2 separate regions of the Homo sapiens genome follow, and region 2 is linked to region 1. A link is a contact called in ENCODE Hi-C or POLR2A ChIA-PET data. All regions are on one chromosome and are shown on one strand. The core of a region is the stretch at or near the end of the contact, and the rest is flanking DNA. Distances in the headings are between cores, read along the strand shown.

Region 1 (4,401 bases), core at 1,645-4,144:
GGCCCGTCTTTACTAAAAATACAAAAAATTAGCCGGGCGTGATGGCGTGCGCCTGTAGTCCCAGCTACTTGGGAGGCTGAGGCAGGAGAATCACTTGAACCTGGGAAGCGGAGGGTGCAGTGAGCCGAGATCACACCACTGCACTCAAGCCTGGGTGACAGAGCAAGACTCCGTCTCAAAAAAAAAAAAAAAAAAAAAAAGAAATGAGGGTTAGAAAAGTTAAGTAATATCTATGACCTCCCTCTGTCCCCCACCACCACCAAATTCATATATTGAAGCCCTGACGCCCAATGTGATGGTATTTGGAGACAGGGCCTTTGGGAAGTAATTAGGTTTAGATGAGGTCACATGGGTGGAGCCTCCATGTGATGGATTAGTGTCCTTCTAAGAGGAGAAAGAGACCCAGACCACGCTCTCTTTCCTTTCCTCGTGAGAATACAGCAAGAAGTCTGCAAACCAGGAAGAGAGCCCAATCGGCTGGCACTTTGATCTGTGAGAATGGTAAGAAATAAATGTCTGTTGTTTAAGCCAAATACCATCTATGGTATTCTGCTGCAGTACCCCAAGCTGACTAAGACAAGTCTCTTCTTAAACATCGCATGCTATGCTGCATTTCAGTTTTGGGATCGTTACAGTTGACAGAGACTCACTACTTTACCAAGAAGTCCATAAAAATGTCAGAGAACTATTATGTCCACTAGAAATCACACTGAATATTACCACGCTCTTCCAAATGAAACCACAACACACCAAAGAATTTATCAGAGTCTCTTCTATTCTAGGCTAAGCATTCTTGTTCCTTAAAATATGTGAACTGATTGGGTCTACTCTGACTCTTATGACAATTATTTATGTCCATCTTTAAAAACGATATTTAAAGACAGCTAGACACAATGGCTCAGATGTGGCCTGACTGCTACACAGTGTATGTAATATACAGTGTGCTGTTTAGGCCTAGGTACCTTCCCATGGGCTAGATTAAGTATTGGGAGCTCCGAAGGAAAAGAAGTACTTATTGATTACTCAAATAAAAAAGTGAAGAAAAAAAAAAGCAGTAGAAAATAAGCAACTACAATACTTATTAGAGACCAAATGGCCCTTCGCATATAAAATTCAATACGCCAAATTAGTCCTTCATGCATAAAATTTGACAGTGCCCACTATCATATTTTTCTTATCAAATATTTTAAGGTATAAAAGGACACACACTGGAATGAATGGTAGCTTTCAAGATTTCGTTATTCACCAAAAGTTTGAAGATCAGCTTAGCATCTTTTGCTGAGCATCAAAGAAACTAAAATGAATAATCACTATATGGAGTATGGATTTATAAATAAAATGGGCCAGGCGCGGTGGCTCACGCCTGTAATCCCAGCACTTTGGGAGGCCGAGGCAGGTAGATCACTTGAGGTCAGGAGTTCAAGACCAGCCTGGCCAATATGGTGAAACCCCATCTCTACTAAAAATACAAAAAAATTGGCCTGTATCGTGACACATGCCTGTAGCCCCAGCTACTCGGGAGGCTGAGGCAGGAGAATCGCTTGAACCCGGGAGGCAGAGGTTGCAGTGAGCTGAGATCGTGCCACTGCACTCCAGCCTGGGTGACAGAGTGAGACTCCCAATCTCAAAAAAAAAAAAAAAAAAGCATCAGTAAATAGGTTCAAATACCAATCCCCCTCCTACAAAAACTGCTTAAAATTATTTCAATTATTTGATGTGTTCAATCAAAAATAACTTTTGTTAAGGAAAAGAGTAATCAGAGATAAAAGGTAGTTTAAAAACAATAAAAAAAATTCATAAATTATCAGCACAAAATGGACACATTCTATTTACTTTTATTTTCATTTTGAGACAGGGTTTCACTGTGTTGCCCAGGCTGGACTGCAATGGTGCGATCTCTGCTCACTGTAACCTCAGCCTCCTGGGCTCAAGCGATGCTCCCACCTTGGCCTCCGGAGAAGCTGGGACTACAGGAATGTGCTACCATGCCCAGCTAATTCTTGTATTTTTTTGTAGAGACGGGGTTTTGCCATGTTGCCCAGGTTGGTCTTGAACTCCTGGGCTCAAGCAATCCACCTGCCTTGGCTTCCCGAAATGTTGAGATTACAAGTGTGAGCCACCACGACTGGCCTCAAAATGGATACATTCTAAACCACTATTTTAAGTGTTTCAAAATCTGTTTCTTAAGTTTATCTCCAAATATCTAATCGGTACTAGTATTGTTAGTACTACTACCAACGAACACACAACTAAACTTGTTACACGTCTCTCATGTGTCAAGTGCTATGTTAACCTGTATGTTATCTCATGTAGTCTTCACAGATACCCATGGATTTGGTATTCCCATTTATATGTGGAAACTCGGGTTCAGAAATATCCAAGGTCAGCACACTATTAAGTGGCAGAGTTAATATTCAAACTCAAGTATGAGCCTAGAACCTAAGCCCTTAATTGCATCTCTAAGTAACAGAAATGCTCTAAGTAAACATGATAAAAGCCTTCATGAAGCCTCCAGATTTCTTACTGCAAGTGGGCTGCTTTCAGCAATCTGAGTATCATTTTTACTTAATGCGACTTGACTACTTAAAGATGAAATGATTACAGGGAATCCAAAGAAGCCATACTTACCCTCCAAGTCTCCTCACACCACTACTATTAACCCTCCCGCTGGACCATGGTCCAGTGTTACAAAGCAGACTCCTGGGAGCGCCACATGTCATGAGGCTTACGGACAGAGGTTAAAACAGCTTTTACCAAAGAACATGCCATTGCAGCTAACTTTCTGCTCATGGACATGAGGAGTATGCTAGGAGGGAAGAGAGACACCAGATGCTTCAGGAAATAGACAACAGGACACTGTTACCTAGGATGTAGGTAAACATTCCAGCTTGCCCCTGTGCTCCTGGACCAAACTCCTTCAGGACACCCATGATTACGGTTTGCATTTGATTAGCATGTAATATTTTTCAAGAACTTCCTCAAACATACCTCATTTGATTTTCAAAAAGAGAATGTGGGTTATGCTAGCAGGCATTATTAATTTCATTTTAAATTTGAGATTGAGATAAGAGGTGTCTACTATTCACTAGAACCCAGTTCTACCTATACTCAGGGTCCCAACTTTCTCCACTACCTCTGACCCATGGCTTAAATCATTGGGTCTCAAGGTCATGTGGTGTCCCTGAGGGCAAAAAAAATCTGAGGGCTGAACTCAGGTTATACTAAATCCCTATGGTTTTCTCAAAGAATCCCAGAGTAACCTAGAGGTGGCCAATATGAATCTGGGGGGGATTCTGGATGGTAAAAACTTCCCCCCAAAAGTAAGTGATGAAACGCAAAGGTACCCACGCAGCAGCTGCCGCAAGCTTCTCCCCGGTCAGGGAGGGCAGGGGGTGACAGTCCCCCAGGGGCTTGCCCACATCGTGTAGGTGCTTAACTGAGTCAACATTTTACAAAACATTTACAGTGTGCCCACCAGATGCTAAGGGATTACAAAGAACGAAAGGAGGTTACAACTTAGCTAGACAGAAGAAAGGAAGAGTATACAACACAGCGCAGTCTAGGGTAAGTTGAAAGCAGGGCCACAGACTCCCGACGCCAAGCCCTGACGGGGAATCCAGCCTTTCCGAGGGAAGCTGTTCTCAGACATTTAAATTCAAGCAAATGCCTTACTTTGTACTTCCTGGTTATTTCTTTTCCCCGTCATAGTAGAATGCCAATTTGTTTCTTTAGTTTTGTATTATTTTATATTAGCTATCTTTAAATTCTCACTTTATAAAACAAGAAATAGAAAATAGCAGCCGCACAAGAACAACCTGGCCTACCCCCCAGGAGCACAAAACAGATGGTTCATTAAAGCCCATGCGGTCTTCCTGAAGCTAAGATGGCCCATGAGAAGTGCTGACAGCTGAGCCTCTAACACTCACCGCTCCTAGACCTTCAGTGGAGAAAGAGCCCCAAATGTCTCCTCAAGAACACAGCGGGTCTCCTGCTGCCCCAGCAGTGTAGGGCGACTGGTCAAAGTGTTCTCCTTCATTTCTAGGACGATTTAGTCCCTGTACAGACTCTGTAAACGAAAACCCAGTGCCTCCCAGCAAACTTCCTGAATACACCGAGTATCCAGACAGCTTTTTCATCACAATGAAAAAGGAAATCTGGAAGAAGCCTTACCCGGGAAAGGCCTCTCGATGTAATCCTCCTACAGGTTTAACTCAGAAACAATCACAAAAAAAGATGCCCATTATACTGGCCTGTTTCTGGTACAGTTCAGTTTTCACACAGTCAAAATTAAGCACCTATTTCATGCCAGTCACTACAGTAAGTCCTTATGAAGATAAACAAAATTCTGCCCTCATCCTCTCTCAGAGGACCTTGGTTCTTGAAAGAGATATAACAAATACT
Region 2 (4,180 bases), core at 606-3,105, 330 kb before region 1:
AGGTTCTACTCTCTACAAATTAGAGACTAAGTTAGTTGCCCAGGCACTTAAGAGAAGTATATTGTTCACAAAGATAAACAATGCAAAATTCCATCAAAATGCTGGGAGACCAATGAAATGGTTGTAAAACGGATTCCCTAGGTATCTGACAGCTTTGGAGTAGGGAAGATGAGAGTAGGTCTATTGGAGAGAGTTGGTTTTCTAGGCACCAGGAGGGTCAAGGGCCAAGTTATTTGGATCCTTGAAAATGAATTTTAGATCTACTCTCACACCCGCATCTTCATGCCTCACATCCTGGAAGAGAGATATGGAGAAGTCAAACAGTTGGTTACTCAAAATTGTCCATTTTCAGGAGAGGGAGGAAAGATGTGGAACTGAGTCAGGCTAGAAACAGAACTGGCTGTAGAGGCCTGGAAAGGGCTGGGAAAGGCTGGCACTTCCACCAAAATCCCCTGATGGAGGGTGACGAGTAGGACAGACAAAAAAGTCGCCCGGCAGTGGATGCTCTCAATCTGTGCATGGAAAGGAAGGAGTCACTGGGTAACCGGGAGCCAAGAACAGCATTATCCTGATGTCTTTCCTTAAGGCAACCTCTATCCTGGGGCAAAGAGAAGGAACTTGGGGAGTTCCATCAAGTAGGTATAGTAAGCAAGGGTGTGGTGTGGTGGGGCAGGGGATGCTATACTATAGTTTAGCATTAATTATGTTTGGTTAGAAACATTGTTCTGTTGGCCTTTCTGTGTCCTGTTGAAAACATTGTTTATCACAGCCTAACTGCTGGCAGAGTTTCTCAAGCCCTGATTAGAATGCGGCTTCTAGGGGAAGGGAGGGTTAGGAGACTTCAATTCTATGGGACAATCACTCTGAGAATTGAAAATGCCACCCAGAGATAATAAAAGCCAGTTAAAGCTCACCAACCAAAGAAAAGACCACAGGTCTTACCTACAGAAAATAGTTGCATGACTGTACTTGCTGTAGTGAGGAGGAACTGGTCATGGGATATCTCAGAAACATGGAGCAAGGAGGGGCTTTTTTTTTTTTTTTCCCGAGACGGAGTCCCTCTGTTGCCCAGTCTGGAGTGCAGTGGCGTGATCTCAGTTCACTGCAACCTCCGCCTCCCAGGTTCAAACAATTCTCCTGCCTCAGCCTCCCGAGTAGCTGGGATTACAGGTGCATGCCACCACGCCCAGCTAATTTTTGTATTTTTCGTAGTGACAGGATTTCACCATGTGGTCAGGCTGGTCTCAAACTCCTGACCTCAAGTGATCTGCCCGCCTTGGCCTCCCAAAGTGCTGAGATAACAGGCGTGAGCCACCGTGCCCAGCCAGGGAGGGGCTTTTTATAGGGTTTGGCCTTTGTTCGGTGATTCTAAGAAGGAATGGTTAGTCTTTTTTTTTCCAACTACGGTACAGCATTAATTATGTTTGGTTAGAAACATTGTTCTGTTGGCCTTTCTGTGTCCTGTCGAAAACATTGTTTATCACAGTCTGACTGCTGGCAGAGTTTCTCAAGCTCTGATTAGAATTAAGGGTCCTGTTTGGGGAAAGTAACTGCATAGAAGGCCATAGAAAAGGCTCAGTAGGACTGTAGTTCCAGAGGAGCACTCTGTGAAAATTTCAACCACAGCAGAGGAAAATGGGGACTTCGACTTGTATGGAGATAGGAGGCTGCTCGGCCGCTGTGAAAAATCTAAGGGGAGCCCTGCATCAGATATCCAGAAGCTGTTTCCTGCATTTCCAAGGATGCTGTGCCCTGTAAGAAGATTTAGAGATGTGTGAGAGACGTAGGGACGTGAGGAGAGAACAGCAAAATTATATAAAGTGTAAGATATTGTGTACTTCCCCTTCCTGTTGTGGTTGGCTTTGAGCTAGAACACCTTGAGGATTTGGCTTTGAGTTACAAGCAGTTAGTTTCTCTTAGGCTAGCAAAGCTGGAGACAATACACAAGTGTATACTTCCTTTTCTTCTGAAAAAGCAACAAGGTTGGATAGATTTAGTTTTGCACATGTGAGGCAAAAACATTCTCTAAAATGAAAAGGGTTGACATAACAGGGAATCTAAAATGTTCAGTGTTTGTGTGTGTGTGTGTGTGTGTGTGTGTGTGTGTGTGTTTACTTCTTTATTCTTTTTTGAGAAGCTTTCTTTTTTTTTTTTTTTTTTTTTTAGGTTTACATCACCGGAACAGGAGGAGGGACACACCCAACAGCTGTAGAAGCAGGAAATATCTAATACAAAACTAAAGTACAAAAACATGAAAACAGAGTCTTTGCGCATATTTTGTTCCTGCTGACTGCCTTGAAAAAGTCTACATTTCCTATACATATGATTGGGAATGGGGAGGGCTTGGTTCTCCTTGTGCAACATATTCAGCATGATTTAGGCAGTTTTATCTCTGCAAATTTATTGTTTCCTTTGGAGAAGTATTCATTTTCTAAATCACATCTCAGAAGTATCAAGAGTTATGTACCACAGGACAGCAGGGGGCAATTATAGAAGTCAGATTCACGTCAAGCCAGAGTACATTCTGTGAGGAGGAACTGACCCAGGCTTGGCAAGTGTCAGCTTGAATTAACCTTTTTTTTTTTTTTTTTTTTTGCCAGGAGTCTCCCTCTGTCGCCCAGGCTGGAGTGCAATGGCACAATCTCAGCTCACTGCAACCTCCACTTCCCCAGTTCAAGTGATTCTCCTGCCTCAGCCTCCCGAGTAGCTGGCATTACGGGTGCGTGCCACCACGCCCACCTAATTTTTGTATTTTTAGTTGAGACAGGGTTTCGCCATGTTGGCCAGACTGGTCTCAAACTCCTGACCTCAAGTGATCTGCCCGCCTCAGCCTCCCGAAGTGCTGAGATTACAGGCGTGAGCCATCGTGCCCGGACTTAAATTAACTATTAATAGGGATATTTAGAACTGAAAAATACACATTTTGAGGAATGTGACAAAAAGTGTCCTTATTTTTCATAATTGATATGGTTATGGATGGCTAATGACCTGTGTGCTATAGGATCTGTGTATCTTGTGTGGGGATGCTGCATTCTAACTCTAGAACCGGCCAATTGCCTTGTAAGGGGAGGATGAGTAATATAGTTTTAGAGAAGAGATTATTTCTCTCTAAAGAAAGTGAAACTTAGATAAGAAACAGAAATTTAGCCCGGGCGTGGTGGCTCACACCTGTAATCCCAGCACTTTGGGAGGCCGAGGCAGGTGGATCACGAGGTCAGGAGATAAAGACCATCCTGGCTAACACGGTGAAACCCCGTCTCTACTAAAAATACAAAAATTAGCCGGGCGTGGTGGCGGGCGCCTGTAGTCCCAGCTACTCCGGAGGCTGAGGCAGGAGAATGGCGTGAACCCGGGAGGCGGAGCTTGCAGTGAGCCGAGATGGAGCCACTGCACTCCAGCCTGGGCGACAGAGCGAGACTCCGTCTAAAAAAAAAAAAACAGAGAGCGAGAGACTATGTTTTTAGAACAGTTTTAGGTTCACAGCAAAATGGAAAGAAAGGTACCTCCTGCCCCCACACATGCCAGCTCCCTGGTTTTCAACATTGCCCACCAGAGAGCAGCATGTGTTACAATGAGGGAATCTATGCAGATACATCATAACCACGGAATGTCCGTAGTTTACATAAGGGTTCACTCTTCATGTTGCACATTCTTTGGGTTTGGACAAATGTATAAGTGACATGTATTCACCACTATGGTATCAGACAGAATAATTTAACTGCCCTAAAAATCCTCTGTGTTTTGCCTGCCCATCCCTCCTCTTCGCAGCCCTTGGGCAACCACTGATCATTTTCCTGTCTCCATAGTTTTGCCTTTTCCAGAAATGTCATATACTTGACATCATTCAGTATGTAGCCTTTTCAGATTGGCTTCAATATATTCTTTTCTATATCCATCACCTTTTTTGTCCCATTTGGTTCAGTGTTTCTCAAAATGTGGTGTTTGAACTATCTCTGTCAGAACCACATGAAAGTTGTTAAAAATATACATTCTCAGTCTCATATTTGACTGATTCAAAATATTAATATCTGGGTGTGGAACCTAGGAATTTGTATTTTAAACACACAGTACAGGTTATTCTTACACATACTATAGTCTGAACACCAGCAAAGTCTCTACTATGCTGCCAGGAATTAAGGTGGGGACGTATGTTCATAAAAGGTGATAGTGGCCGGGCGTG

The links. A loop is a pair of places that touch in the nucleus more often than their neighbours do. ChIA-PET counts read pairs that join two places held with the same protein, here RNA polymerase II (POLR2A). Pooled maps may share reads with other maps.
Region 2: a loop to region 1 is called in a map of CD8-positive, alpha-beta T cell, with 5 times the contacts of the local background. The contact joins the enhancer-like site here to the promoter of LPIN2-AS2 in region 1. A Hi-C loop is called at or near these places in 3 of 168 maps with a recorded cell type or tissue (CD8-positive, alpha-beta T cell and naive thymus-derived CD4-positive, alpha-beta T cell), 15 of 37 single-sample maps with no recorded cell type and 13 of 50 pooled maps. POLR2A ChIA-PET finds 5 or more read pairs at or near these places in 7 of 52 experiments (B cell, CD4-positive, alpha-beta memory T cell, GM12878 and 4 more).

The regions. Positions count from the first base shown.
Region 1 is chr18:2,964,106-2,968,506 of GRCh38, forward strand. LPIN2-AS2 (LPIN2 antisense RNA 2) reads left to right here and starts at 2,895. Exons shown (of 3, transcript XR_001753322.2): 1 at 2,895-2,937; 2 at 3,467-3,564. The region is part of intron 1 of LPIN2 (lipin 2); the gene reads right to left.
Region 2 is chr18:2,634,961-2,639,140 of GRCh38, forward strand. No RefSeq gene overlaps it. Among named protein-coding and RNA genes, the nearest start is that of SMCHD1, 19 kb to the right of the region's middle. RefSeq lists enhancers at 1,556-1,735, 2,326-2,375. Within about 2 kb of position 1,856, at least 15 of the 41 ENCODE cell types and tissues checked have a DNase peak (open chromatin) inside an H3K27ac peak, as active enhancers do; they include B cell, CD8-positive, alpha-beta T cell and GM12878, where a contact is called at or near this core.